Linked DNA regions of Mus musculus: all the other regions are linked to region 1. A link is a loop called in an ENCODE intact Hi-C map of the cell type or tissue named here. Cell type or tissue: heart. All regions are shown on one strand. Region 1 has its middle 35 kb from the start of Tnfrsf13b. Region 2 holds the start of Llgl1 (LLGL1 scribble cell polarity complex component). Region 3 overlaps Map2k3os (mitogen-activated protein kinase kinase 3, opposite strand). Region 4 overlaps Kcnj12 (potassium inwardly-rectifying channel, subfamily J, member 12). Region 5 overlaps Map2k3 (mitogen-activated protein kinase kinase 3). Region 6 holds the start of Natd1 (N-acetyltransferase domain containing 1).

The links. Hi-C counts contacts between places; a loop is a spot of excess contacts. Peaks named below come from ENCODE experiments on the same cell type or tissue, not always from the same donor. Only the 100,000 strongest peaks of a DNase experiment are listed, where the experiment ranks them.
Region 2: it touches region 1 in a loop (7-fold over the local background); 6 of 42 quality-filtered maps call a loop at or near these places.
Region 3: it touches region 1 in a loop (7-fold over the local background); 12 of 42 quality-filtered maps call a loop at or near these places.
Region 4: a loop joins it to region 1, with 2.0 times the contacts of the local background. A loop is called at or near these places in 6 of 42 quality-filtered maps.
Region 5: it touches region 1 in a loop (7-fold over the local background); 22 of 42 quality-filtered maps call a loop at or near these places.
Region 6: it touches region 1 in a loop (3-fold over the local background); 11 of 42 quality-filtered maps call a loop at or near these places.

What each region holds. Positions count from the first base shown.
Region 1 is chr11:61,089,623-61,094,622 of GRCm38, forward strand. No RefSeq gene overlaps it. Among named protein-coding and RNA genes, the nearest start is that of Tnfrsf13b, 35 kb to the right of the region's middle. In heart, a CTCF peak has its summit at 2,214 (motif pointing left); no DNase peak of the experiment used is centred here.
Region 2 is chr11:60,695,389-60,700,388 of GRCm38, forward strand. Llgl1 (LLGL1 scribble cell polarity complex component) reads left to right here and starts at 4,312. Exons shown (of 21, transcript NM_001159404.2): 1 at 4,312-4,553. The coding sequence starts at 4,473. In heart, CTCF peaks have their summits at 982 (motif pointing right) and 2,332 (motif pointing right); DNase peaks (open chromatin) are centred at 3,583 and 4,353; H3K4me3 peaks cover 1,883 bases; H3K27ac peaks cover 2,076 bases.
Region 3 is chr11:60,924,488-60,929,487 of GRCm38, forward strand. The region is part of intron 1 of Map2k3os (mitogen-activated protein kinase kinase 3, opposite strand); the gene reads right to left. Among named protein-coding and RNA genes, the nearest start is that of Map2k3os, 4.9 kb to the right of the region's middle. In heart, a CTCF peak has its summit at 2,956; a DNase peak (open chromatin) is centred at 3,004; H3K4me3 peaks cover 802 bases; H3K27ac peaks cover 1,147 bases.
Region 4 is chr11:61,041,216-61,046,215 of GRCm38, forward strand. All of the region lies in intron 1 of Kcnj12 (potassium inwardly-rectifying channel, subfamily J, member 12), which reads left to right. Among named protein-coding and RNA genes, the nearest start is that of Kcnj12, 21 kb to the left of the region's middle. In heart, CTCF peaks have their summits at 254 (motif pointing right) and 2,632 (motif pointing left); a DNase peak (open chromatin) is centred at 2,566; H3K4me3 peaks cover 462 bases; H3K27ac peaks cover 1,040 bases; H3K27me3 peaks cover 387 bases.
Region 5 is chr11:60,951,807-60,956,806 of GRCm38, forward strand. It overlaps Map2k3 (mitogen-activated protein kinase kinase 3), which reads left to right. Exons shown (of 12, transcript NM_008928.5): 12 at 1-1,005. The coding sequence ends at 41. Among named protein-coding and RNA genes, the nearest start is that of Map2k3, 22 kb to the left of the region's middle. In heart, a CTCF peak has its summit at 2,201 (motif pointing right); DNase peaks (open chromatin) are centred at 2,205 and 2,865; H3K27ac peaks cover 562 bases.
Region 6 is chr11:60,911,584-60,916,583 of GRCm38, forward strand. Natd1 (N-acetyltransferase domain containing 1) reads right to left here and starts at 2,209. Exons shown (of 3, transcript NM_025294.5): 1 at 2,046-2,209. The coding sequence starts at 2,142. It overlaps Gm39830 (a long non-coding RNA gene), which reads left to right and starts at 4,350. Exons shown (of 2, transcript XR_879908.2): 1 at 4,350-4,650. In heart, no CTCF peak of the experiment used is centred here; a DNase peak (open chromatin) is centred at 2,248; H3K4me3 peaks cover 2,453 bases; H3K27ac peaks cover 2,477 bases.

The sequences.
Region 1 (5,000 bases):
TGAGGCTATCAGGTAACATGGACTCTGATCACAGTTTTTCCAAGCCGTGAGTCTAGGCACCTGGGTCCTGTGAAACCAGAGGCCACTTTGTGTCTCTAGTAGGACCAGAGGGACTTGGGATTCCCAAAGTATCCATGGCGTGGCAAGGCACTCAGGTCTACAGAGAGACACACAGGTATTGCCCTGGGTGACTTGTTCCCCAGAAACATCGACATTAAGTATCAAGTCCGCTAAAGGACATGGGAGAGAACCACACAACAACCTTCAGAACCTCCAGGGGTACGCCCGGGGGCGGTGCTGCTCAGGCAGTTCTAACATTAGTTCCTTCCACAGTGGCTGAGCACTGAGCTCCCATCCTCCCAACAGTGCGTACGTATTCCTTCCCAAAGTCGGCTCTGTTTTCCAGACAAACACGGCAAGGCACCTTGAAAGATGTGCTGACCGGTCCTGTCTGTCAGGCTCTTGTTTACTTGGTACTTTTGGTTGTGCTTCCTGTATGGATTTCACGCTCATTTTGTAATTCAATGTGCCACTCACATGGGATGCAGATGACCTGTGACGATTCATGGGTAAATATCCCATTTATTAGGATGCAACAAGGGACAATCCTTCTAAGCGAGACGAGTCTGTTAATCCTACTGATCACTAGTGGCTTTAGAATCCGTCCCAGCCAGATGCGAGATCCAACTCACGAGTGACTCACAAAGGTGAGGGCTTTAGAAAGCCAGTGAGTTGGCGAGTGTGGCCATTTGCTAATTGGAAAGTCAACTGCTCAGCACAGCATATGTCTCCTGGCATGCTGAGCATCATAGAGCCAACTGCTCAGCACAGCACACTTCTCTCCAGAACCCAGCTGAGATGACAGCTCATTTATTCTTGTTATCAAAGTCACCATCAGCAAGAGTCAGATGCAAATCACCACAAGCTTAGAGGTGGTTTGATCTCTTTGTGTACATGAGACAGACGGCTGTCGGTCTCATGTACAGTATTTTGGAGCAACGAAGCATGTGTCATCCTATCACTTCTCCTGATATTGTTCCATTTGTCATTTTCTTTTCCTCCTGGAGACTCTTATGACATGGGAGAAAACTGTGGTTTCTTGCATGACTAGGTCTATATACCAGTGGACCTGGCTGGGCCTGAAGCAGCAGAGCAGTTAGCTCTGGGGCCCGACATCCCAGCACCCATCTCTGCTTCTGCTTCTTTTACTAACAAGGAAGGGCAGAAGTGAGACTCCCAGTTTCAACTTCCTGCATCAAGAAGGGGCACTTCAGGGTGTCCTGGGGATGGATACAGACTCTGGCTTAAGTGGAGGTGCTGCTCCAGGCTCCCCTGCTGTGGCTGCAGCTCTTTGGCAGCTTCAGTTTCTTTTGTACTTGGTGCCCTTGGCGGTGTTTGGGTGTGCTGGGAACGTGGTCCCCAGTGCAACAGCACTGAGTTTTCATTCACCGACTTCGCATACTGTGTGAGTGCCAACTGGGTGTGTCTTAGGACTTGGGGGAAACTGCAGCATGGCAGACAACCCCCTGAATGCTCTTTTGTGACAGGCTGACAAGTGCTCTCCATGACTCAGTGACACCGTTTGTAATACAAAACAAAACTGCATCAGCTTAATATAAAATCTAGAATGTGAGTCTCACAGATGCTAGCACTGTGTCCCAGCATGCCTACTTCACTGCAGGGCACCAATCACAGCTGCTAGCATTCTGTCCCAGCATGCCCCACTGCACACTGCAGGGCACCAATCACAGCTGCTAGCATTCTGTCCCAGCATGCCCCACTGCAGGGTACCAATCACAGATGCTAGCATTCTATCCCAGTATGCCCTACTGCAGGGCACCAACACACTTAGAGTTAGATGGGGCTTGGAGGGGGCGGTCGGGAGGGGAGGTACAGCAAGACAAAGGGAGATACTTTATATTTTGTACAGTTAATAAATTGGACAGACTATCTGTCTTATTTTCAAGTTGGTAAATGTAAGATTGCCAGAATTTAATTTACTGTAAGATTGCCAGAAGTGTAAGATTGGCTGTGTTCTGGTGAGGTGAATACAATCAGTTCTACTGATAAGTGAGGGATTTTAGTATTCTATAAAAAATTGTATTGAAGTTTGGTATTTAATTTAGATTAGCATTTCCTTTTGCAGTTAAAATACAGTTCAGACCCTTGCATTCTGGCTGTGGGAAATCAGCACTGCTTTGTGTATCTCGCCACCTGCTGGCCGCATTCATTCCCTTCAGAGACCTGATTTGGAAGAGGGATTAGAAAATCACTTTAAATCCTCTTTTTTTTTTTTCCCCCCCTCCAGAGATTTTATTCATAAGTAAGTTATTTCATGTGATTAACTCTCTTTCTCTCCCTGGGGGGAGGGGAGAGCTATAGAAGGCTGCAGGAACAGAGTGTAAAATGTGCATTAGTAATCTGCCAGGCCAGGCCAGGCTGGGAGGGAGAGGCAGACGGAAGGCTGGCTGCTGGGTCCTGCCGTGTGGGTTCAGCAGTGTAGCTCCCAATCTCAGATCCATTCGTGAAGTTCCTACACGGTGCCATAGCCCACATCTAGCTGGGACACCGGAGCTGGGAAGGAGTTTCCAGACCAGCTCTGAGAAACATGCTTGAGTTGGAAGAGGAGAATGGTCTGAAGTTGCATCCATTCCACTGTATTTAAAGGAATGAGTAGGTTAGAGATTTTATATTTTAAAAATGTCTCATTTTTCCCAAAGAACAAGATAGGAGGGTGAGTTGAACCCAAGAGTTTGAGACCAACCTGGGCAACATTGTGAGACCTTATTCTTGTTTGTTTGGTTAATTTGGTTTGGTTTGAGAAAGGGTCTCTGGCTGGCCTAAAACTGCCCTATAGAGCAGGCTGGCCTCAAACTCATAGATCTGCTTGTCTTTACCTCTTGAGTGCTGGCATTAAAGGTGTGCACCACCATATTCAGCATAAAAAACAAAACAATAACAACAAACCTTTTTTAAAAGAATCTTTTAACTAAAATATAGCCAGGGTTCAAATCACATTACATGTCTCCTAGTGGCACCTAATCTAGAATGCTCAGGGTTTAGACTCCAGGAGAGATTGATTGCCTGAAATACAGAAGAGAAAGGAAATGATTTTTGGCAGAACCGACAGATGCTAAAATCATGCAATGTTAAAACAGAAGTGTGAGGCTGAACTTTGGCTCAGCGTTTAGAGCACGTGTCACTCTTGACGAGGACGAGGCTTTAACACTCAGCACTCACGTGGCAGCCCACAGCCACCTGATACTCCAGTTCCAGGACATTCAACGCCCTCTTCTGACCTCTGAGTACCAGGCACAAGTGTGGTGCATAGACATGCATGCAGGCAAAACATTCAGACTCATGAAATAAAATAAATCTAAGGTAATTTAAGAAGCTGTAATGCTAAATGATGACACAGAATTATAATGCTAATTAAGGAAGCCATCGGTGTGTGCATATGAACACCAAAAATTAAAATCTCACAGATTTAGTTGTATCATCTTTGGTTACTTCATTAATACTAAGCTATGAAATAATTATTAAAATATATAAGTTTTATCTTGCTAGGGTAAAAGTTAGAAATTTTAAGCAAAAATTTAAATTCCAATAGAAGAATATTATATTATTACTAACATGCTAGCATGTGATAAACTATTTTATCTAAAAGACATATTTGATGGGGCTGGAAAGATGGATCAGTACTAGCTGCTCTTGCAGAGGACCCAGGCTCTGTCCCCAGCACCCACAAGGTGGCTCACAACTGCCTGTAACTCCAGCTCCAAGAAATCTGATGATGACACCTCCAAGAATGCCTGCACGCACATGGTGCACATACAACCAGGTACATATCTACACATAAATACAAAACTTAAAAACATGCTAATGAAAGCCAGGTGGTGGTGGCACACACCTTTAATCCCAGTGCTGGGGAGACAGAAGCAGGTGGAACTCTAAATTCAAGGCCAATCTGGTCTTCAGAGTGAGTTTCCGGACAACTAGGGCTACACAGAGAAATAGGAAGGAAGGAAGGGAGGGAGGGAGGGAGGGAGGGAGGGAGGGAGGGAGGGAGGGAGGGAGGAAGGAAAGAAGGAAGGAAGGAAAAGTCAGAGAGATCTCAAATGAATAGCTTATTGATATACCTGAGGGCCCTGGAAAAAAGAACAAGAAAAACCCAAATCAGTAAATGGGGAGAAAAAAAAGCTTTAAGATAGGGGAATAAATTAATGAAGTAGAACCAAACCAATACAAAAAAAATCAATGAAACAAAGAGTTGGCTCTTCAGAAAGATAAACAATATTAACAAAACTAACCAAAATAAAGAGAGAGAAGACCCAAATTAAGAAAATAAGAGATGAAAAGAAGCCATTACAACAGATACCAATGAAGTTCAGAAAACCATTGGGTATTACCTGGACAACACATGCCACTAAATTGATAAATCTAAAAGAAATGAATGAATTTCTAGACATGAATGACCTGCTGAAATTAAATTAAGGGGGCATAAACAAATCATCCCCTACTATAACAAGCAGTGTGGTTTATGCAGCAATTAAAAATCTCCTAACTAAAAAAGTCCAGTCTCTGAGAGATTCACTGGTGATTTTTACTAGTAATTCAAAGAAGAACCAAACCAATGCTTCTCAAACTATTCCATAAAATAGAAAAAGAAACATTGCCAAACTTCTCATGAAACTTGCATACCCTGATACCAAAAGCAGATAAAGATGAAACAATGAAAGAAAGTGACAGACCAGTTTCACTGATGAATTAGACTAAAAGAGGCTAAAGAAAATGTTTGCAAACTGAATCCAATAACACATGAAAAGAATTGCCAGGATAAAGCTGAACTTATATCAGAGGCTCAGGAGTGCTCTCATACCTGTAAATGAGTAACTATTATACACAGGTGGTCTCAAGGACATAAATCACATCACATGGTCATCCCAACAGATTCAGAAAGGCCTCTTTACAAAATCCATTATCCCTTCATGGTGAAAAGC
Region 2 (5,000 bases), 390 kb before region 1:
TTCCTAAGGACACAGGATAGAAGGCACTTACCACATCTTTTTCTTACCTTTTATAGAAATGTATTCAATTTAAAGAAAGTGCTTTCTAGCTCACAAATCAAGGCACAGCCCATTGTGATGGGGAAGACGAGGAAGTCAGAGCCTGGGCAGCTGGTTATGTTTGTGTTTCTAGTCAGAATATGAAGGCAATGAACATAGGCTTCTCAGATTTAAAAATCCACTAAAGAGGGGCTGCCTAGCTGGCTTAATGGTCAATAGCACTGGCTGCTCTTCCAGAGAGGTACTGAGTTCAATTCCCAGCAACCAGGTATTAGTCAGGGTTCTCTAGAGTCACAGAACTTATGGCTTAGCCTCTATATAGTAAAAGAAGTTGTTGATAACTTACAGTCTGCAGTCCAACTCCCAAGAATGATCAGCCGCAGCTGTGAATGGAAGTCCAAGGATCTAGCAGTTGCTCAGTCCAACAAGGCAAGCAGGCGAAGAAGAGTGAGAGAGAGAGTGAGCCTTCTTTTTTCCAATATCCTTATATGGCCTCCAGCAGAAGGTGTAGCCCAGCTTATAGGTGTGTGCCACCACACCTTTAATCCCAGATGACCTTGAACTCGGAGCTCTCACTGTCTTAATCTTCTGGAATTCATAGCCACTCTGCCTCAAGATCTCCATACCAAGATCCGGGTCAGAAACTTCTCTCTCCCAGCCTCCAGATTTGAATCACTGGGGAGCCTTCCAATTCTGGATTGTAGTTCATTCCAGATACAGTCAAGTTGACAACCAGGAATAGCCACTACAAACAACATGGTGGCTTATGACCATCTATAAGGGCATCTGTCTGATGCCCTCTTCTAGCATGCAGGTGTAGAACAATGCACCCATACATCAGAAAGAAAGAGTGAGGATAGGGGGACATTTAAAAAAAAAAAAAAGATTTAGTTATTTATTATGGATAGTGTTCTACCTGCATGTATCCTGTGGGCCAGAAGAGGGCACCTGATGTCATTACAGATGGTTGTGAGCCACCATATGGTTGCTGGTACTTGAAAGCAGGACCTCTGGAAAAGCAGTTTTCTTAACCTCTGAGCCATCTCTTCAGCCCAAGATATATATATATATATTTTTTTTTTCTGAGACAGGGTTTCTCTGTGTAGCCCTCGCTGTCCTGGAACTCACTTTGTAGACCAGGCTGGCCTTGAACTCAGAAATCTACCTGCCTCAGCCTCCCAAGAACTGGGATTAAAGGCGTGTGCCACCACTGCATATCCAAGAACATTAAAAAAAACAAAAACAAAAACAAAAACAAAAAACTTACTAAAGTTAAAATTGGCCAGCATTTAGGTAAATTAGCCCCGTCTGTTCTACAGAATGAGTTCCAGCCAGAGCAGCCAGGGCTACACAGAGAAACCCTGCCACCAGAGAAACAAACAATAAGACACCAAAACTCAAAATCTATTTTTAAAAATTGGGATTGTACTGGCTAATTTTATGTCAACTGAACACAAAAGTTCTCTGAAAGGAAGAAATTTCATTGAGAAAAAAAATGCAGTCGGGCAGTGGTGGCACATGCCTTTAATCCCAGCACTTGGGAGACAGAGGCAGGTGGATTTCTGAGTTCCAGGCCAGCCTGGTTTACAAAGTGAGTTCCAGAACAGCCACGGCTACACAGAGAAACCCTGTCTCAAAAAAATGAAACAAACAAACAAACAAAAATCAACCTTACTTTTTATGTATTTTTAAATTTTTTTTATTTTATATGTATTTAGTGAGTGCTCTATCTGCTTTTGGTAGATGGTTGTGAGCCACCATGTGGATGCTGGGAATTAAACTCCGATCCTCTGGAAGAGCAGTCAGTGCTCTTAACCTTTGAACCATCTCTCCAGCCCATCATTTTTTATTTTTATTTTTTACATTTCTCTATTCATTTTTATGTATATGAGTACACCGTCACTGTCTTCAAACACCAGAAGAGGGTATTAGATCCCATTACAGATGGTTCTGAGCCACTGTGTGTATTCTGGGAATTGAACTCAGGACCTCTGGAAGAACAGCCAGTGCCTTTATTCTCTGATCCATCTCTCCAGCACGGCTTTTTTTGTTTTGTTTTTAAATATTCATTTGCTGGGTGATGATGGAGCACTCCTTTAATCCCAGCACTTGGGAGGCAGAGGCAGGCAGATTTCTGAGTTCAAGGCCATCCTGGTCTACAAAGTGAGTTCCAGGACAGCCAGGGCTATACACAGAGGAACCCTGTCTCAAAAAAAAAAAAAAAAAAAAAGATATAAAAGATATATTTATTTAATGTATGAGTGCTCCACCTGCATTTTCACTTACATGCCAGAAGAGGGCATCAGATCACATTATAGACATAGATGGTTTTGAGCAGCCAAATGGTTACTTGCAATTGATCTCAGGACCTCAAAGAGCATCCTGTATTCCTGTGTTCCTTACTGCTGAGCCATCTCTCCAGCCTTAAAAGTCATTCCTTTTCTTTTTCTTTTTTTTTAAAGGCGTGTGCCACCACTTCCCCGCAAAGATCTATTTATTTATTATATATAAGTACACTGTGTCTTCAGGCACACCAAAAGAGGACATCTGATCTCATGAGCCACCATGTGGTTGCTGGGATCTGAACTCAAGACCTCTGGAAGAGCAGTCAGTGCTCTTAACCACTGAGCCATCTCTCTAGCCCCTTAAAAGTCATTCTTTTTTGTTGTTGTTTTGTTTTTTGAGACAGGGTTTCTCTGTGTAGCCTTGGCTGTCCTGGAACTCACTCTGGAGGCCAGGCTGACCTCGAACTCAGAAATCTGCCTGCTTCTGCCTCCCAAGTGCTGGGATTAAAGGCGTATGCCACCACTGCCCGGTAAAAGTCATTCTTATTGGCTATCAAACAACAGAAGTTATTTGTTGCTGTTTTGTTGTCTGGTGTTTGGGGTTTTTTGTTTGTTTGTTTTGTTTTTGTGACTGCAGTGTAAAATTTCTGGGGATTGGTTACTTGGGTAACCTAATAAACTTTTACTGCAGAGATGAGGGTAGAGAAAGCTGGTGCTGAGGTAGAGCATGTCCTGAGCATTTGCAAGGTTGAAATCCAACATGGGGTAGCACAAGGACTGTAGCCTAGGCCTCTGAGTTGCTTCTGATCATGACTTGTGTGGGGCTGATCTTGGTCTGTGTTGGCTGCCACTGTTTCTTCCTCTGTGCATCTGGGGTGATATCACTTTAAAATTGTGTGGTATCTGTGCCTCTCTCAGTGAGCTCTTAAAATCATTAAGCGTGTTGAGATCAGGAGGGGCCCTTTGCTGTCTAGCCAACCACTTTAGCTACAGCTCGGGAAAGAGCTGTGAGTCCTGAGCCCCAACTCCCAGGGCGGGTTGAGCAACGCTGGTCGTGGGCAGTTTGGAGGTAGCTAGGTCCCTGTTGCTGCAGTGCAGCTGCCTGAGGGTTAAGGGTCAACGCCTCCTCTCTTGACAAAGATGGGAGGACAGGGGCTTGGCCCGCTTAAACTCCTGGGATCTCTCCCAACACTGAGTCCCTCAGCTAGCAGGAAAAGGTTCAGCCTAGAGGCCATTGTCCAGAAGAGAAAAGTCTCGGGAGGTGGGTGGGACAGGAAGAAAGCGGGGGCGGGGCGCAGCTTTGTTCTCGGAGTTCCCTGTAGGGATGGGGGAAACAAGGGGAGAAGCTGTATCCAGCCCGCTCCTGTTCAGCCCTACGTGCCTGCCACCTCCTGCAGCCCTCCGCCCCTTTTCTTTGCCTCGCGTCCCTCTCAAGGATCTTCTGAGCCGGTGCAAACCGAAGTTCTTTGTGTTGGGTCATGAATAATAACTCTCAAGGAATTGAGATTTTCTTTTTTTTTTTTGAGACATAGTTTTACAATGTAGCTTTTGACTGGCCTGGAACTCAGAGAGATCTGCCTGCCTCTGCTTGCCACCTGATTGCCAGAATTAAAGTTATGCACAACCATCGCGGGCTCCTAGAGAGGGGTTCTTCGATAATAGTTGAGACAAAAAGCGTGGTGTGGAATACACACCGGAGGAATAGGCAAAGTAGTGATCCGTGAAAACTGGCCACACAAACTAGATAACAACGGCAAAGATGGGGGAAGTGGGACCGGGAGGGGCTAGAGAATTGTCCCTGGAATTATTAGAATGTTGTTAGCTCAGTCGTGAGTGGAAAACAACCTTTAGCAAACCACAGCCCAGCTTCCCACGGTTGGGACCCACCTTCGGACTACAAGTCCCAGCAGGCCCCGCACCATTGCGCATGCGTGACTGCCCCCCCCCCCCGGCGAGCCCGGCGAGCCCGGGGGCCCCGTCCTCGCCCATTGTCTGGCGAGCAAGGGGCGGCACGGCACGGCGGGCACGCTCACGTCGTGGGTCGGGCGGGCGTCCGTGGCGTCCCGCGCCTCCGTGCAGGCCCCGCCCCGCGCCTCAGGACCGGCGGGGCCGGGCGCATCCCGCGGCGGTGGCGGAGGCGGGCGCAAGATGATGAAGTTTCGGTTCCGGCGGCAGGGCGCCGACCCGCAGCGCGAGAAGCTTAAGCAGGAGCTCTTCGCCTTCCACAAGGTGCGGCGGCGGGGGCGCCGGCGGCTCAGGCGGGCCACATCGGGCCGCCTCTGCCCTGCGAGCGCCGCGCTGCTCGGGTGTGCCTGGTTGGGGTGTCGGGCTGCGCCCCGCGCCGTGCCGTGCGCTTTCGGGCTCCTGGTCTCTGAACCCCTGATATCTCTCCCGGTGTCCCTTGGGCTCAGTGGGGTCCTCCGACCTATCTGCCTTTCGCTCTTGGCCTCTTTTCTTTCATTTTTGGTGTGTAGCCCGGCTCGGCTGAGGGACATTCAGGGCCAGGTTTTGTTTTCTTTAACTCTTAGGCGGGCGAGAGAGGGAAAAGTGGGGGGTGGGGGGGCTGGGAAATCCCTGCGCCTCCACTTTTCTCACCAGGCTCTGCCCTACCTTGGGGTCCCTAGTTCAAGGGATGTGCTGGTCTGTATGCTCAACTGCATTTCAAACCTTAGTGCC
Region 3 (5,000 bases), 170 kb before region 1:
CACATGCATGCATGTATATATGCATGTGCACATACAACTGTCATGACTGAGCAGCAGCTCTTTCCTGTGTCTACCAGGCAGCCCCACCTGCCATAGCCTGTGGTAACCTCTCCTCTGGCTTCGGTGGAGGAGAGACTGGTTGGTGAAGGGGAGTGTCTGACTAGCCACCGAAGGACTCCTGCTAGCCCGGCTCCCTCCCAGCCTCTGTAGGACTCCTCCCTGTTATCTCAGCGGCCCTTCTACTGCTCTGGAACTAGCCCCTCCCTTGAGGTGTGGCTCTGCCCAGAGGGGTAGGCACATCATTTGTTCTTAAGGCCAGCCAGTTCTTAGCTCTCAAATCCCTCAGTACAACTAATAAACTCAGGCTCAGAATAGCTCTCGGCACAACAAATAAACTCAGACTCAGGACGGTGTAAATCTCAAGGGCTAAGCAGGCACTGCTCTCGGTACCCAAGGCCCGACAAATGTACTCAGCTGGCAAAGGTCTCAACCCATCCAAGGCCTGGGTCCCAGGAGAGGAAATTTACTTGTTGAGGGTCTCTCACCAGACCCCTATCTAGACAAATTCTCTCAGACCCATATGCAGCTGAAGGCCAAGTGTGCAAACACATCTCTTCCCCAACTCAAGGAAGGCAACTTCACACCAGAAACACAGTGTGGGTGCACAGGGTGTTGCCTGAGACCTGGGTTCCAGGCAAGAGAGGCCCAGGGCTGGTGCACTGGGCAAACAGATAGAGGTGTCAAGGCTTCCTCTTTGCACAGGCAATGGGAGATGCTCAGAGAAACCCTAGCATTTGATACCACGTCTCCTTTACTGTTTGCCTGGGTGGGGAGGTAGGTACTCACTCCCAAGAACAGATCTGTGACATGGCCTGGGGGTATGGCTAGCTTGCTCTCTGGCCTGATATCCTTGTGGGAGCTCACAGACCTCCAAGGCCTGGCCATAAAGGTCTATTCCTTGTAATTTAGACCCAAGGCCATGCTCTCAGGTAAAGTTAAGGGGTGTAACCCTTAGGCCAGCTCCTTCTGCCTGCCTGGCCCAGATTCCTCTCAGCAGTATGCTGCCCTGGAGAAACTGGGTACAAGGGATAGGCTGTCTCCTAGCCTACCTTGGTACTGGGATGCAGCCAGCACTATGCGTGGGATAGCTAACTGTCTGGAAGTATGACTAGGTGGGTACCAGTGGTCACAGTGGCTCAAGGTACAAAAGCCAAAGTAGTGATGGTATCTTCACCCATATAGCTCTGCTGAGAGGCCCGTGGCTCTTCTGTGAGCCCTTAGTTCATGGGTGGGGTTTAAGAGTGACCCTAGATTCTAATTTGTTGTGTTTTTTTAAAATTTACTCCTTAGCCTCCCTTTCTTCCTCTACATTTGCCCTGAGTCTTATGCACAGTGAGTGGCCTTTTCATTGTCCCCTGCAGTACCTTCTTTATTTGTATTAAAGCATGGCAGGCACACGGTGCTATATGTCAGAAGGCAGTATACCAGCACCACAGCAACCAGCAGCCATGGCCCCCAGCCTGCTCTCTGCAGAGACAGAGTCTGCATCTATCACCGGCGGGCTTTTTCCGTGAGAGGTAAGCAAGGAGCCAAACGGATCAAGTTCTTACCCTGGAACTCTGAACTCTCCCTTCCTTCCCTTCCTGTGTACACACACGGCTTCTGTTCTCCTTCCGTCTTTGTCCATTTTAGACAACATCCCATGGCTTCCCACCATGGGAAACAAAGACTCAGCTCTGTTACAAAGGGGTCCACATATCTGACTTCCTGCAAGTTAGACAGACCAGTGGACAGACCCCTGGACTCCCTGGGCGCTGTAAGCATTGTTAAGACATTAAAATTGTGCTGGGTGGTGGTGGCGAACGCCTTTGATCCCAGCACTTGGGAGGCAGAGGCAGGTGGATTTCTGAGTTCGAGGCCAGACTGGTCTACAAAGTGAGCTCCAGGACAGCCAGGGCTACACAGAGAAACCCTGTCTCAGAAAACAAAAAACAAAACAAAACAAACAAACATTAAAATTGCTTCTTAATGTTAATATACTCAAGGCTAGGTTTGCTACAGCTAGCTTTTATGTCAACTTGACACAAGCCAGAGTCACCTGAGAGAGTGCCCCCAGAAAATCAGGCTGCAGGCAGTTAAGCCCATAAGGCTTTTTTTTTGGATTGATGGAGAAGGGCCAGCCCACTGTGGGTGGTGCCATCTCTGGCCTGGGTTCTATATGAAAGCAGGCTGCCAGTAAGCTGCACTGATCCATGGTTTCTGCATCAGCTCCTGCCTCCAGGTTCCTGCCCTGAACAGTGATGTGGAAGTGTAAGCAAAATAAAGCTTTAGTTTCTAACTTGGTTTTGGTCATGATGTTTTATCACAGCAATAGTAACCCTACCTAAGACAAGATTGTAAGCGTATTTTTTCCCCGCTGATGTTCACTTCTATAAATGAGCAAAGTAACTGGGGTGGGCAATGAGGCTAAGTAGCTGCAGTTGGACTCACCCTTGCTGCTTTGAGTGAAAGGACAGTCAGTCTAACAGTCAACCAGACTACCCTGTGCTAGCACCAGCTATCTTGGATACTCCACAGACACTCAGAACAAGTTATGAAAAAAGCATGGCTGACCGCCTTGGTTCTTGAAGGTCCGCCAAGGATGTCTGAGACAGTTTGTACCAGCCCCCACCCCCCTTTCTTTTTGAGACAGGGTCCCTAGCTCAGGAAAGCCTCAAACTTATTTGCAGAGGAATATACCCTTGAATTTCTGATCTCCCTGGCCTCCACCTCCCAAGTGCCAGGAGTACAGGCATGTGGCACAATACCGGGTGCTAGGAATTGAATCTGGGGCTTTCTGCACGACAGATAAACATTCTGCTGAAGTACAACTTGACCCCTGTACCAGACTCTGTTAGCTTAAGACGCTTGCTGAGCGCCACGTGACCGTGCAACTATTATCATTCTGTCCAGAAGGGGCGCAATTTCCCCAGTGATCTAGCTGAAGGACTGCTGAGGCTGCTGCTAAGGGAAAAGTCTGTGATTGGTCCAAACAAACGGCTCCGATTGGCTCAACTACCTACAGGCTGCTCAGGCTCTCTAGACAGTCTTCTGTGCTATTCATCATTCCTGGTATTACAATAGGACCCAGTAAAAGTTTCCCTCAGGTGTTCTCTTAGCCCCTGCTTTCAGTAGTGTGGGCTGAGCTGGCAACACTTAAATAAGCGGAGACAGCAGCAAATGGTGACTGTATTAGAGACGGCGGGAGAAGAGAGGCAGCAAGAGGCAGCGGAACAGCAGTGGCAGTGACAGCTGAGCAGGTGGCAAGCTAAGCTGTGAAGGCAATAAGGCAGCTATCATCCCGAAAAAAGCAGTGGTGATCCTGATGATGGTCCCAGTGGCCCTATGAGAAGGCCTGCTAGGTGTTCTGGTTTCCCCCCTCGCAAGGTGCCAAAACTTCCCGGCAGCGGCTAAGCTGTGGAAGGAGTCAGGCAACTTGGGAGTGACTGAGAGGGAGCAGAAGCAATGATGCTGTGGTTGGGGCGCGGGGGTGGAATGGGGTGGGGTGCGGGGGGCAAAGCCCTGTCCAAGCAGTAGTTCAGCTAAAGCATGAGAATCAAGAATTCAAGGCTAGCCTGGCCTACATCTTAGGATCCTATCTCCCAACACACACACACACACACCACACACACACACACACACACACACACACACACACACACACACACACACACACACAGAGGCATGCACATGTGACAGAGACAAATGATTGGCTCAAGAACTCTCTGTTGCTTTGTGGCTTAGGTTGGAAGACAGCCCTGTGCAGATGGATCTGGAACTGCCCCCATGGTATAGTTAATGCAGAGGTAATGCACATCTGCCTCTCCTCTTGGATGTGTGACCATGGGCAAGTTGCTGGTCTCTGTTTTTCATTGCCTCTCACCAAATCCTGGCAATAAGAACATCCTTGTATTTCTGGATTCCGAACAACAGGATACGAACTCTGGTATAAAGCCCTACCTGATACTTTGAGCCATCCTCAATCATTTGGGTTAGAATCTGGCCTGCTCCCTCCCTGACATGAGACCCAAGGAAGATGCTTGTGTCTTGGTTTCCTCATCTGGAAGAAGAATTTCCAACTATGTCAGCATCACTGAGGTGTGAACTTGTGAGACCCAGCAGGAAACAGGTGACAATAATTGCTTGTGTTCTGTGTCCCATACAGGAAGGACCATGTTGGACACCTCTTAGCCTGGAAATATTTCCCACTGTGTCCAGAGAGCTCTACACATCCCTGTAAGGGCCTGGGTAGTCCAGATCCAAGGGTAAAGAGCTATTGTCTTTCTAGAAAGCCATAGAAGAAACTCAGAGAAAACTGTGTGGCTCAGAAGACAACTGTGATGCATTTTAATGAGAGCAGGGGCAGAAAAAGGCAGGTGAAGGCTCCATGATCTGTCAGACGGGAGTTTGAAGAACAACCCTGTCATTGCAGTGGTCATGTGTCTCCATCCTCTGCTTGCTTCTCTTTCTTCCTTTCTTTCTTTCTTCCTTCCTTCCTTCTTTCTTTCTTTTCTTTTTTCTTTCTTTCTTTTTTTCCCTAGACTGGCTTTGAACTCTCGGAGCTTTGCCTGCCTCTGCCTCCCAAGTGTTGGCATTAAAGGTGTGTGCCACAACTGCCTGGCAATCCTTTGCTTTCTGTTCTGTTCTGTGCCCATGAAAATGCACACCTCCTTGGGAGGTGTATGTTCTGAGTGTTCAGTGAGTGCCTACTGTGCACTGTGGAAGCCAGGAGCCAAGTGTGGTGCTGCTCTCTACAGCTTGCCTCAGAAGGAGTCTGCATGAAGGACCACCACACAGTAGGTAGGGCTGTGAAAATGGCATATGCTGTTGTACAGGTAGTGTCATGTCACACGTATGAATTATCATGTGATATTTCAAAATGGTGGCCATTTAAATACAGAAGGTTAAAAGAAATATACCTAAGAGGTAAGTATCCCTTGTGTTTCTTCATATGGCAGAGG
Region 4 (5,000 bases), 48 kb before region 1:
AAATGATGGCAGTTGGCATAAAGATGGTGATAGTTCTCTTTGCCAGGCTCAACACTAACCTCCTTATGAACCTGGAGGTCCTCACTACAATCATGCCCAATTTCGGCTTGGGGAAACTGAGGCAGGAGAGGTATAGCGAGCGACCTGCTAGAGATCTTTCTATGGCCAAGCAGCAGAGCGTGGAGTAAAAGCTGTGAACTAGCCCAGAGAGCATTTGGGGTTTGGTGTAGGTTGGGGAGTGGTTGGAATCTCTCCACGAGGTGGCAGAGTCATCTCCACAGTGTGCTCTGCCCTCCCTTGCTGTGTGGAACAGGAACAGCTAGGTTGTGGGCCTAAGTAGCCAGTCCCAGATGTCCACTGCTATACCTGGGCCTCTACCAGGTCTAGCTTGTAGCTACTCTAGAACCGTGGGAGGTAGACAGGAGCTGAAGTCATTCAGAGGTGCCCACTACAGTGATGGGGACTGCAAAACTCAGACTCCTTGTCTGTCAGAGCCCTGGGAGGAATCTTCAGCAGACAGGAAGACAGGCTGAGAGAGGGGTGACTGGGGACCTAAGGTTACACAGCCAAGGTATTCCAGGGTTGATCTCCAAAATGTGCTGCCTGCTCTGCCTCCTGCTCTGTGAACAGTGTGCATGATGGTCAGTCCTCATGTCTACCTTAGCCCTCAAAGACAGAGTTGGTGCCTCACAAACAAGGTGATTATGGCCCAGTAAGAGTGACCTGGCATTCCCATGCATCTCCACAGAGGCCCTCAGGGTGCTCTAGGGAGCATGTGGGGGCCTCGGTCCACTCTCTAAGCTAATGCTGCTTTGCAGGTCCCGTGCTAGCCTGGATGAGGGAGGGGCCTGTCTTTTGAGAATGGTAACTGTGATTACCACCTGAAGTTGCTGCTCTGACTTGGGGGTCCTGCATACTTTTGTCCTGGGTCTGGTAGTCACAGCTAACTAAGCTAGCCTCCAGGGCTGGTGGATGGGGTATTCAGAGGCACAGGGGTGGGCACCCTCCCTGGGTGTGACTTGGGCAGCAGTGCGCTGACCACCTTGAGCTATTCTCACATCCCTGGCACAGCTCCTTTGACGCTGCAATCAGGTGCTTTGGAGACTTTAGCCCTGGGGTCACAGTTGGGGGTGGGGGGGGGGTGGGTGTTATCCAGAGCCTGCATGGGAAGCACACTGTTCATCAAAGTCACGTGTCTACTTCCTCTCCTATCTGTGTGACCTCACAGCAAATCTCTAGCTCTCGGAGCCTCAGTTTCCTGGTCTTTAAAGTGTCCTAATGGCACCAACCCCTCAGAACTGAGCTAGAGAGGCTAAAGGACAGGACCTTAATGACACTGGCTCTAAAGCCACACGCTCTGACACTTACAATCTGTCTAGCTCTGAGTGAGTCCTTTGGCATCTCTGAATAGCAGTTTCCTCTTCTATCAAGGGAGGGTAGCTTCTGAATCTCCCTGCAGGCCGTGCTCTGCACGCAGGGTAGCAGTCTGGGGCCATTTCAATTACTGTGCTGAAGATTGCAGCCACGGGCTCTTGAGCAGTGGCTACCTCAGAAACCCCACTTCCTCAGACTGGAGAAGAGGCATTTCCCAGCTGTCGCTGGCAGACTGGAGGTTACAGCTGCCACTGTCTGCTGGGAGTGGCTCTCCGGAGGTCTCGTCCTGAGCACTCTTATCTGATGGAACATAAACAGCACGCAAGGTTTTCAAGCAAGGCTGGGGAAGTGTCTGCTCCCTGCCAGCCTCCTCGCCCAGCAGAGAGGCAGCTGAGGCTAGAAGCTGGGGGCAGACAGGAGATGGAAGCTCTCGTGAATAAATCACCACATGATCTGGGCTAATGCACTGGCTGTGGACAGCATGTGCAATTAGTGCGTTAATTGTCAGAGCTGGTGACTTTTGTGCAGGCACGGCCCAGCATGCCTGTGTTTACAGAGTGCCAAGTGCCTTCTGGGGCTCAGTAACCCTGAGAGCATGCCCCCTTCTCCTCCAGTAGCATTACCCTAGGACACTTAACCCCTGTTGGCTGTACCCGAGTGGGCTTTCCAAGCCTCTGAAAGGACTCTATACCTAGGGACTCAGCTAGGTCCACTTGGTCTGGGGCTGCTGGGATAAACCCCCACCCCCAATTCCCTTTTTTTTTTTCATGAAGCCTCTTTTTGGATTCCCCCCCCCTTTTTTTTCTTTTGAACCAAAGCTGTCCCAGACTAGCCAGATACTGCCTGTTGCCAAGGTGACCACACCATCTCTCTCCTACCCTGCAGCATCGCTTGGGTTGGGTGTGTGCATCTGCCCTACTGCCTAGCCCTGAACAAGGTGTATGTGTTCACGACCATGTGTACACACAAGAGCAGACACAGAGTCCCGGTGTGCACGGCACCACCAGCGTGAGCAGATCTGCTCATGCACATGCAAAAGCAGACAGATTGCACGCGTGTTGACAGTTGCACACAGATATGTTGACCTCTCTATGAGTCAAGAGCTGTTGGCTGTGCCAAGTGATTCTCAGGCTCCATCCCACAGCCTCTCTAGCACCACAGCTGCCTGCATGCACAGCTGTGGGGCGAGTGCACTAGCTTGTGGCAGCCCACAGTACTTACTATTAGGCCAGATCACAGCCCTTGACACCTATGGTACCCTGGAGGTCCCCTTAGGGTCTCCCTGGGCCTAGTGTCTGGTGCCCCCTTGGGGCCACTGGCTATGCTGCCACCCTGGCTCAAATTCCTTGTGTATGCTTCCCTGCCATCTTCTGAATAAGTTTCCCCGCTTCCAAGCCCTTGGCCTGATCTTGGGGAATGTTCTAGAAGAGCATGCACCATGCCTCAGGCCATGTGACAGTGAAGATGCTACATATATCAATGGCAGTGCATGCCATCTGCTGTGCACTCAAAGATGCCCTAGGCACTTAGCACAGAGCAATGCCATTAATGCTCCAATTGCTGTGGTTGAGAGGCAGTTTGCTTAGGTCCATTTTAAAGATGTGAACATTGGCTGGAGAGATGGCTCAGCTGGTAAAGAGCACTGGCTGTTCTTCCAGAGGTCCTGAGTTCAATTCCCAGCAACCATATGGTGGCTCACAGCCATCTGTAATGGGATCTGACGCTTTCTTCTGGCATGCACCATATATGCACATAGAAGACTCAGACATAGATTTTTTTTTAAAGAAAAGATCTGAAACCCAAGACAAAGGTTCATCACATATACTATGCCTTTGAGATGAAAGTGAGTGGCCTAGAGCAGGCTACAACCAGGAGCTGATGTAGAAAGGCCCTACCACCACCCCCAGCCCCCAGCCTAGCATCTTCCCTGAAAGGTGCAGCAGGTGGCAGGAGGGCAGGCAGGAGCAGCCTTATTCACTTGAGAGCCTCACCAGCTGCTCCAGAGGGTGTCCCATGGCTTCACCCAGACTCACAGCCCAGGTATGAACTGACCAGCCTGCTTAGAGCCAGGCGCCTCGGAATGGAGATTTCCCTTTCCCAGAAGTGACTGCCAAGGCTGTTGAGAGGCCAGAGCGAAGCTCTCACTCCCCTTGAGCCAAGCAGGATTGTTTCCTTGGGGCTTTCAGGACAGAGACCTGCTAGTGAAGCCCATGTTCCCTTCAGATTGACCACTTTCTTGAAGTCTAGGCTTATGGGCTGGGTCAGCAGGAGGGAAACACCAGGGCCTGAGGCACCAACTCAGGCACTTGGCAGCTCCTGCCTCCACGTGGCATCAGTTAGCTCCCTAACTGAGAGGCACACAGTCTGAGAAGGCTTCCTGTAGGAAGTGGTGCTAAGCCAAGCCTGTGGCACGGATTTCTGCCAGTGACTCTGGGTCTCTCTCCTTGCAGTTCTTGAGCCCCGGATCCCGACCCCTGCTATGCCAAGGCTGTGGGCACGGTGCTTGCCTCCTAAGCCTCAGGTTCTGTAAAAGGGTGGTGGCATCCTATAATACACTCTGAAAAGATGGCAGCGTGGTCAGTGGCCCTAAGGGGGCACCAGATCCTAGGCCCAGAGAGACCCTAGGAGGACCACTAGGGTGTCATAGCTGTCAAGGGCTGTGATCTGGCCTAATGGCCAGCACTGTGGGCTGCCACAAGCTGATGTAGTCACCACCCCGCTGTGTATGCAGGCAGCTGTGGTGCTGGAAGGGCTGCAGAAAGCTTAGTATTGAGGTTGGTGACAGGTAGAGCAGGAACAGTTTGAGGGGACCCACTTTTCACCTTTGAAGGGTGGGGTTCCCAGGTCTCATCTTTAACAGCAGTTGTCTAGAGCAGTACCATCGTGGCACTGGACAAAGTAACGCCGAGGGGACAGGTGCTTGTGACACCCCTTCCTTACCTTCTGTGGATCTCCCCACTTTCATGTTCTTTCCTGGTCCCCCCCCCCCAGCCTGGGAAGGACTTCGGGGGTGGAGATGAGCAAGCTAAACTCCAATTGTGGATTTGATCTGGGAGACTGAGCGTGGTTCATGTGTCCAAAGGCAGGGCACCAAGTTGCCCTCCCAATGGGCCCCTTCCTGCCCCACCCCCACCCCTTCTCATACTATGCACTGTGCAGTCCATCCTGGTCTCAGAGCCTTTGTTTGCTTTAGCATCTGCCTGGATGGAACCTCACTTCTTGTCTCTTAATTCTGGCTCTCTGCACCATGTGTGGCTATATAGCTCCTTCTGCGCCGTGCCTTCTGCACTGGTGGCCTTATTCTGAAATCCTCTCTCTCTCTCCCTCCCTCCCTCCCTGCCCCTCCCTCTCTCTCAGAAGCATCAAGAGGACAGAGTCTTTCCCTATTCATGATACACTATGCATAGGTCCAGTGCTTGTTTTCAGGGTCAACAGGGGAAGGGATGAGCCAACAGGGCACAGACGTGGGTCCTAGGCTATCCTGTGGGCTCACAGATTGGCTTTGGTCCCTACCCTTGCCTCTAGCAGTGTGCTGAACTGTTCGCAGGCTGGGTGCATTTGCCGTCCACTTATTCAGCAGGATGCTTTTGTTACAAAGGCCGCTGGGAGCTCTGCACTCCTTACTG
Region 5 (5,000 bases), 140 kb before region 1:
TTGCTGCCTTTGTGAAGGAGATCCTGGGAGAGGATTCATAGGGACTGGCCCAGGACCCCACTGGTCTGCCAGCATCCATACATCCGTGCTGGGGCAGCACTTACCTACAGCCATAAGCTACTGCCATTCTGTTCCTGGGCATTTGAGAAATTAAGGGGTTGTTCCTGTCGGTCTCTGCAACTAGCTGTCCCAAGTGCCAAAGAACCAGACCTCAGGGGCTCCCAGCCAGGCCATATGTGCCCCACAGTGCCTCTGCTGTTGCTGCTCCCAGGGTCTCAGGCCTCTACCCAAGGGATGAATCTGACAGGGCCTGTGTACCCCGGCAAACGCTGTCGCTTCTGAAGAGCAGGCAGCTGGTGTCTCTCTGGACAGGCCATAGCCTTGGTACTGTCCTGGATGCCATGCAGGTTGTATATATATTTTAAATCACAACTGAATGAATGGACTTCGTACACTGTGGCCTGGATCAGGGACATCTCTATCCTGTCTCAGGTGCTGAGGACACACTATGGGGATGAATCTCCTAAGACTTTCCTGAGAGACGTACTGAGCTTCCCAAGGCCTTCCCCCCAGCACTGGCCAATGGTCTCTGAGGGACACACTGTCCTCAGACAGCCTCTGGTTACCACCTTTAGTGGTATCTGCCTTTCCCTTTGAACTATTATTCCTGTTGCCTTTTGCTTTGTGGGTATTGCTGGGTTTTCTTGCATGGTTTGGAGCTGACCACTTAACCCTGGGTGCCAGCAGGCTCACAGCCGCCCAGTGCTCGGACTGGAGTCTGCAAGGATGGCTCAAGCTCTTGGCTCAAAGCCACGAGGGAGCTGTAACAACTCTCCAGGTGTGACCAGCTCTTGGAAGCTAATAGGTTTACTTTGGTGGTGTTTTTAAAAAAAAAGAAGAAAATCTATTTTTGTGAAGAAAGGCCTGCCTCTTCCAGCCTTTTCCTGGGCAGGAACCTATTGCTGTTTTAATTAAAAAAAAAAAAAAAAATCGTGTGAGACTGACTGTGGCAAGCCTGCTCTTTCTTGGGGAGTTGTGGAGCCCTAGGCGGAATCCTTACTCTGGGACCATGCCGGGACAATATAGCTAGGGCCTGGAGGCTGCCAGCCCACCAGGGCCTCAGACTTGGCCACAGGCCACAGGTGCTCTCAAGGTGCTGGGCTGAGGTGCTTCATTCCATGGCCACCTAGGCTAGGCCCCTGTAGAGGCAACCTGACTCACTCATCCAAGTGATGGTCCCCGAAGTAGAGATGACCGGGTAGGAAGCAGCAGGCTCCACATTGTTTGCACTGCTATCTCAGCTGTAAGCTGAGAGAATGTGCCCAGAGAGCTCCCTAACACGTAGTCAGAGCCAGCTGAGGCCGAGGGCAGGTAGTGATGCCTACAAGAAGGCTCTGAGGATGCGACTTGGTATAAATGCCCTTGGTAGGTCAGCATGGCTCTGTGCTTCTTGAGCTGTTGCCTGGAAGACTTGCATAGGCCCCGTTACCCCTGTTCTCCTGTAAGCAGGAATGTGTCATCTCAGGCACTGGTGGATTCAGGACAATATCCTAAAGGACCTGTGTCCATACACTACTCTATGAGGTCATCAGGATCTAGTGACTGCTTCTCCTAGCTTGACAAACACAGGCACTCAGCCACAGTTCTCTGGAGGGTTACTCCTGGCTAGGAAGGACTCATGTGCTCATGCCCAAGTCAGAAGACTGGAGTGTAACTTCAGGCACAGGTGGGCCATGGGGAGAGTCAGCCCACACAGTTTGACAGCAGGGCCTTGGTGTGCCTGGGAGAGTCCAGAACCCATGGGGCCTCTGTCACCACTCTTCCTTCACCTCTGTGCAGTAGTTTCCCAGGTTCACAGTTTCACGGAGCCTCTCGCCTTTAGACATAGGTTGGTTCTTTCCCCCAAGATCTGTGTTGGTGGGTCCTGTCTCAGGATGGCATGATTTAAAAGAATGGCCCACCAGTCCCAACGCCATCAGGACACATGTGCCCTGCTACTGTATTCCTGTAAGAGGAAACTGCCAATCCTTAAAGGGACTTGGTTAACTTTCGTTGAAGAATAACATAAAGGTAGAACCAATGTCTGGCCGTGAGTACCCACAGGCTAAAGTGGGCGGGCGTTTCTTCTTGCGCATGCGCAGGTTCTTCTTTGCAGTAGTCTAGGTTGCGGCCAGATCGCCTTTTCCCTGGCCGCCAGGAGGCGGCAAAGCCTGGACCTAGTCCTGCCCTGCAAGCCTCTGTAGATTCTGCAGGGTACAGTGCTGTTCACACAGGGCTGAGGGAGCCGGCTTTGTAGCTGGCAAACCATTCCACTTCTAGAGTGCAGCGCGCTTTACAGAGTGTCCCGCGGCTGACCAGACAGGCTCTGTAGAACAGATAACAATTTGCAATTCTCCACCACGTGGGGCTCCAAAGGACTTAATAATTCACTTTGCTGAAATTTGCCTAGTGCCTCACAGCACATTCCTCTTTATAGTGCTGCAAATAGTGGTTTCGGTCCTTTTACTGTTTGGAAACCTTAGCCCACCATCCAGTGTGCAGATCACATTGACATTTCAAAGCATGGCCCCATGGCTACAGCGAAGGTCCCACCCCAGGCTCCTTGCTTAGTGGCAGGCCCCTCTTGTTCCTATTAACACTTCTTGAGTCAGGGCCAGGAGATTAGGAACCTAACAGGGCCCTACAGAGTACCCGTTGTCTCTGTTTCCCATCAGGCAGCGGCTGGAACCAGCAGGCATCTCTAGTCTTGGAGTTAATGTCTCTGGACTGATGGACACAGAGGCCTTTCTGTTTCAGGCGTTGCACAAGAGCCCTCAAACAGCACAAACACTACAGATAGATAGGCCTGTCCTAGAATGGCTTCTGGAGGACACGTGGCACTTACAGGACACCCCTTCCTGGAGGTCAGGGCTGGCAGCTTTGGTTCAATATCAGCATTGTTGCCTCCCTCAGAATTGTGCTGCAGCTCCTGCCTCAAAACTTCCCTGTAACAGTCAGCGCTGACCATTGGCTCACCCAGGAGACGAACCTCTAAGCATGACAGTGATGGAGTTTCTAGACTGGTCTCCCTGAGGTGGGACGACCTCACTCTGAATTCGGGTGGCACCATTCTATGGTGCAGTTTCCTGGACTGGATGAAGAGGAAGATGAGGTAGCAGTGTCTGTCTCCTGTTGCCTCTTGACCATGGATGCACCATCTCAAGCTCTGGCCACTGTGCCTTTCCTGCCATGATGAGCTGTACCCTCAAATGGACCAAAGGTTAAACCCTCCTCCTTTAAACTATCCTGTCAGGCACTTTGTTACCGTAATGAGAAAAATAGCTATTACCTTCCAGGTGACCTACCCATCGTAGCTGGCCCTGCTACCACCCCCGCCGCCTGGCTTTTTATTTTTGTGTCATTCTCTCCTTCCCCAGTACTTTGCCCTGAGATGGTCTGCTCAGAGACCACCTCCCCAAAGAATCTACATCATTCCCTTAGTTGTTATCTGTCAACATTTCTGTTCCTTCTCTGCCTCTGGGACTGGACCAGGAGGGTCTGATTGCTCTGAGCCTGGGTCAGGCAGGGCTTGCGTGAGGCCTGGAAGGCAGGATGTGGGACACAAGACCTAGATGAAGGTAAGGTCCCTACAGAACTATGAAGTCTAGGCAGCCCTTATGTGGCGCCAGCCCCACTCTGACATCCTATGGTGTTGTCCTGCAACCCAGGACAATCCCGTTCTGTGCTGGGGACTGGGCTACTAGGCCAGGAGAAGACTTTTTTTCACCTGGTTATGTGGCTGCTAGCCCCACCTCCCTGCATCTCCCCCTCCCCCCCCCCCCAAGCTGTGAGAGCTGCCTGGCTCCCTCTTTTCTATCTCAAGCAGTTTCCCTGTTTTATTTTTCGAGCAAGGCTTTACCTAGGCAGCAGGATCCAGGTTGCCCCATCTGCCAGCCGGAAGGTAAGAGTGGATGCCTAAGACTCTCCCCAGCCACTCATACCCATGGAAACTCCAGCATCTGCTTTGTCTTTACACTGTCCCCTACCCCTGCCAGGGAGGTCACTCCATGAAGACAGCCTTTCTAGAGGGTCCTGGTTTGTCTTCTGTCCCCATTCTGCTTCCCAAGGCCCACAACATGAGGGCCATGTGCACACTCTGGCCTGTGAAGCCATTGCTTCACTAGCTCGTGGAAGCACACGGGAGGGTATGCATTTGCACTAGTCTTACATTTGGTAGAGTACCCCCTAGCTTCAAGCTCTGGGCAGCAGGCAATAAGGCATTCCAGAAGCTCACAGAGGCTCAGAAGGGTTCTGGGCACTTGAGATAGCAGAACCAGGCAGGACCCAGAAATCAGATGTCCACATGACCCAAGCTCTGCGCCATTGCAACTGGGTTACCTACCAAGCCAGGTTTCGTTAGCCACAGTCGCCCTCTGTGGTACAGAGGGAGCCATGGACTACTGTTTCTTTTGAGTACCAACTTGACTTGGGGAGGTGGCAGTGGCTGCCATCTCGGGTTGGGTATGGAGCAGTTGCTTTGTACATTCACTTCCCAAACCCTCCTTCTATGGTACTCTACTGTCCTTGGCTCCTCCGGGAAATGGAATCTCTACAGCAGGGGGAGGGGGCATTGTCTGTGCTCTCTGCAGGGCTTGGCACATGGTCTTTGTTGTCTGAGCACCTACTGTGCAGCAGGCAACATTGTAGCCCCAGAGAGAAAGAGCCAGCCCGGAGCCTGCACTATGTGACTGCTATCCACCTATCTTGTCACTCCCCAGGGAGAAACATCTGGTTACATTCAGTTAATTAATGTGATCATTATAACTAATGAAGCTCAGTTACAAACCAGTCATTCCATTTGATTAATTGAATTATTTAAATTGAATTTAAACGATCCCAGGTGGGAGGACACTTACTGGCACCGGGAGGACATGGAACTGAAGGACAGGTGGCACTGGTCCCCATGAGCTGCACAGAGTAGGCTTGATTTTCAAGGAAGCATTTGGAGCAGGAGACATGTG
Region 6 (5,000 bases), 180 kb before region 1:
GACTTAGACGTTTCTTCACACCCCTGATCACACTGCTTGGACTTGTGCAGCACCCAGCTCCCCACTGTCATACCCCACAGTGCGCTTCCCATCAGCACAGCCTTAGGGTTCCTGGTCCATGGCATCTGTCCTCTTTACAAGGCATTTCAGGACCCCACAGCACTGAAGGTTGAAGCCACACCCAAGCTCACATTTCTGGTTCCTATATTATTTGCCTCCTTGACCTCTTAGCCTTATCCTACCTGTCACGCTCTTCTATGCCTGCACCACTCCTGGCTGCTCTGAAACACACAATGGGTACTGCAGGGCCTTTGCTCTCAAAGGTTTCTTTCACACAGTGCCTTTCTTCACAGCTACAGCTGTTTCTTGTCTCTTTCAGGTCTCTACTTAAATACCACCTGCTTGGAACTTAATGCCAAACAGTGGCTCTGCCCCAATAGACCCTTCCTTCTGCCTGACCACGCCTCCCAAGGCCTTGGTTTTATGAGATATTATGCAATTCATCTGAGACCCATCTCCTTCTTTAGACTGGCAGCCCTACAAGTCCTGGGTAAATAGTAGGTACTCAGTAAACTGTTGGCCCAGGCTGTACAGGAGGAGCCGAGGCGAGGTTGCCCGCCTCTAGCAATTCTGTCTCTCTGTCAACGGGGCAGCAGATTGCAGAACGGTTAAGTTTAAGGATATCATTTGTTCATAGCCAGCTCTCAAGAGTACTGTCCTTTTGACTGGACCCATTTGGAAAAGAAAGAGAGAGAGAAAGAAAGAAAGAAAGAAAGAAAGAAAGAAAGAAAGAAAGAAAGAAAGAAAGAAAGAAAGAAAGAAAGAGAGAGAAGCCTAAGGCTTCTGCCTTTCTCTTTATGGATCTGATGTGCCTCCACAGTCCCCAGGAACTAAAAGCCTCACTGGAACTAAGAAAACTTCAGAAAAGAGGATCTGAAGAAAAAAGAAACAAAAAACAAACAAACCCTCAGATAAGGCCTCTCAAGGGATCAGGGCCAAGTGTCACAGTCAGCTGAGCTACCATCAGCATGACAGCAGGACTTGTTTCTCTACGGAAAGAATAGGGCAAGGGGCAGCTGGGCCCTGATTTGAATATGCCTCTGGTCTTGTTAAAGCTGGGCAGGTCCCATTTCCTGCACTCCCAGCCTCAGTTTACTCATCTGTAAGTGGGGCGGTATGTCACAACACAGGAAGTGATAGCTGCCCCCACGGTGGTTAGGTGGCACAAACGGGAGACCTGGCCTCCAAGTGCAGGTCACAGAAGGTTGGCTCAGGAAGTCAGGATAGGCTGCGTATGCTTGACTGCTTACAACCTACCTACTGGCCGACCACACTCAAGTGGTGCATCCTTCCAATCAAAATAATATGGGCAGTGGCTAAGTCGGGTCTCCCCAGAGGGCCCAGCTGGGAGGAGTGGGCTACAGAGAGCTCAAGGTCCCATATTCCACAATCTTTTCCAGCCCTAGAATCAATGGGAGGAGTGTCGGTCTGCTGGTACAAACGCTACAGATGAGGCTTTGACTTCTCTATCTGTTGAAAAGTAGCCATTTATCTATGTTTATCAGCACTTGCTGTGCACCAAATGTGTCATTCTGAACTTTTACTGCCACAGCATCTCATCCAAAGCGGTTTGCACTCCAGCTATCCCCATTGCAGATTCCGGGAGACCGATGCACACATTGACTAGACAAACTGGCCAAAGTCTCAGAATCACCTACCCGCCTCCTCCTCCAGGCCACATATTCCCTAGGTTATGCCCCAGGCCCCTGCAGGCTCCTCCACGGCGGCAGGAAGCAACCGAACACCCGGGGGGTGGGGGTGGCAGGCCACCAGTGACCTGCTCTCTGGGACCCAGGGTGGCAGCCCTCCGTCCGCGATGTCGGAGGCCGGCTGCGCTAGCAGGTGCGGGCTGCCCGGGCAGACGCGCTCCGGCGGTGCCAGTCGGGGGGTTCGGGAGCCCTCCCGCCCCGGGATCCATCTGTCCGTCCGCCCGCAGGTCCCGCCCCGTCCCGCCCGCGCGCGCGCAAACAAAGGCAGCTCGGTACCGTTGAGGCGCACGGAGAACTGGCGGCGTTGGCGGTCGTGCTCCACGCGGATGGGGCCGCCCTGCTCCAGTGCGCTCGGCGGGGTAGCGTGCGCCATCGCGCGCGCCGACACTGGGGACCGCGGGCCGCAGCGAACTGACTCTTCGGCGGCGCGGGCCGGAGAAGGGGGCGGGGCCGGAAATCAGCTGTGAGTCACGTGCGCTGCGCGCACTGTCTGTTTGGATACATTCCTGGCGTCTCTTAAAGAGACCGCGCTGCCCGTTTCGCTCGCGGCTTCAACAATGATGTGCTGGTCCATCCAGGGCGCCGATTGTCCTCCCGAATGCCCCAGAATGACTTTTAGGACCCACACGGACCCATATGCAAAACACGCAATGACCTATGGGGTAATTTAGATCCTCCCCGCGACAGCCATTTAATATTAGGCATTAGCCTCACTGCAAGCCTGAGGCAATAGATAACGTCAAATGCAAGGTGTTGACAGGCAAACCTACTCTCTGCTGGAATCGTGCGGGCTGGAGCTATGCAGCCCACCCACTCGGGCAGCTGTAGCTGATATTGAGAGATTACCCCTAGGCATGTTTGGGACTGGGTGAAAAGCCACCCCTCCCAAAGAAAGCCAGAAATATGAGGTCCCTAGGGAGCTAGCTACCCAGGAGCCAGTGTTTCTCTAGAAGTACAGTATTAGGAAAGCTTGCCGACCATGGATGTTCACAGAATCATATTCTGTTAATTACCGTGCAAATTTGATGTCCACATCTATGAGACCACCACACAGACATTAAAGTTTGAGTACCTCAGTGGAATGCTTGAAGGCTGTAACTTCAAACCTGTACAAAATGTGTGTCTGTGTGCGTGGCGGGGGCTGGGGGTGGGGGAGAGGCGGGGGACAGACCAACAAGGAAGCATTTTACAGCTAAATGGAGATCTCCGTGGGCTCCCTTCCAATTGATTTCTTCCTTTTGAAGTAGCTATGCTCCCTGACTTTTAGCGCTATTGACTAAACAGCTTTTCCTAAGAACATCCTATTTCTTAAGAACTACACAGTATTTACCTTTTCGTATCTGGTTTCTTCGCTTCCACCTGTCATCAGCTGTGTTGTTGCTGCTATCATGTTCACCAGTGTGTCAGAGATTTCCCAGGAAGCAGGTACCAGTTTTCCATCACGTGTTAATGGGTTGTTGTGTTGTTTTGGTTTGGAGCTGCTATGAGTAACAGGCTGTGGATGTCGTCTGGCCAGCATTCCCTTAGGGTAGCTCTCAGGAATATACTGCCGAGTTTTATAGCCAGTGGATATTTTGTTTTGTGAAAAACTGCAAGATCCTTTTCCAAGTGTACGACCTCACATTGCCACAGAGAGTTCTGTAAGTTGCAGTGGGCATTTTGTCATTAGTGGCAGTGACTGACTCTTGAACCTTTGCCCAGGCTGCCAGGCCATTTAGTCCCCATTTAATGAACACTTTCCTCTGTAACCCCCCCCCCCAATCTTTTATTTGCCTTCTTCCAATCATTTTTATTGCTTGGTTGGGGGGTCAGACATACTACTGAGAGAATCTTTTCTGAGCAAATAATTTCCTTTTAACAAGTGGGTGTTGTGTCACAGCGTTTGTAAACAGAAGGCAGTGCGGAGGTGTGTCATTATATGCAAAGTGACTGAAAGGGATCCAGCCATCATAGAGGGCCTGGAGCCTGGTTGGCAGAGTCAGAGCTGGAGGCAATTGTGAACAAGGAAGATTAAAACCTGTGAGTCTCAGGTGACGTCACTTCCAAAGAATGTAAGTGGAGATGGTCAAAATATGTTCCTGGACAGTGTCTGAACAGGCCACTCATCTGCAGGCTGCTGGGCCTTTGGATGACTACTGCCCAAGCACCACTTCCTGGGGAAGTCCTCCTGTGCATTTATGTCTACAGACGTGGCATCTGACCAGCCAGTCTAGACCAGGGGAGAGTCTGATCTGATAAGCCTCCAATAGGGCCTGGCACAGTGGTTGTCTACCTATGGGTTGTGACCCTCGAACCAGCCTTTCACAGTGGTTGTCTAAGACCATTGGAGAATGGCTATTTACATTAATTAATAACAGTAACAAAATTACAGTTATGAAGTAGCCATGAGAATAATTTTATGGTTGGGGGAGGGGGTCACCAGAACATGAGGAACTGTATTAAGGGTCGAAGCCTTAGGAAGGTGGAGATCCACTGGCTAAGCACAGTCCAGATTCTTTTCTTTGACTCTTTCTTCTTTGCTTCTGTCTCTTTCCTTGCTGGGGTCTGTAAGCTCTACAGAAATTCTTTCTGGGAGCCAGCGATGGTGCTGGTCTGTAATCCTAGAACTTGGGAGGTAAAGAAGGTAGGAGCTCAAGGCATTTCTCAGCTACATCGTCAGCTTGAGCTCTATGAAACCCTGCCCACCCAAACCAAATACATAAAGTCCTTTCTGGAAAACAAAAGAACGACGTGAGCAATGAAAACATTTGCTGGAGTTACTGAGTGACTCAGTGTCAGAAGCAAGCTTCCCCGTGGCTGTGCCTGCTTGAGTCTCACGAGGACCAGAGGATGGACCAGCGAGTGGATCTGACTTACTTGGGTGCCCTTGAAAATCCATGGAGTATGTATTGAGCATCTCCTGTGGAGCAGGTGCTGTTGTGGGGACACAAACGAGCAAAGCAGAGGAAGCTCTCTGTGCCTGTGGTATTGCTTCACAGGAGTGCACCTGAGGGATGCAGAGGTCAAACGGACGGAGCAGATACTCCAGCTGCTTCTGGGAGCATGTGTTCCTGGAGGCAATCAGGCTTCAGACAGGGTGGCCACAACAGGCTTCAGCTGAGATGGAGTCTTTTTAAGGAAGACTCCAAGGAAATCAAGGGAAGTCAAGGGGGTGAGCGCGAGTTGGGTGGTAGCGGGAGAAGGGAAAACAGCCTGGCAGAAAAAAGAGCTAAAGCAAAGGCATTTGGGTTA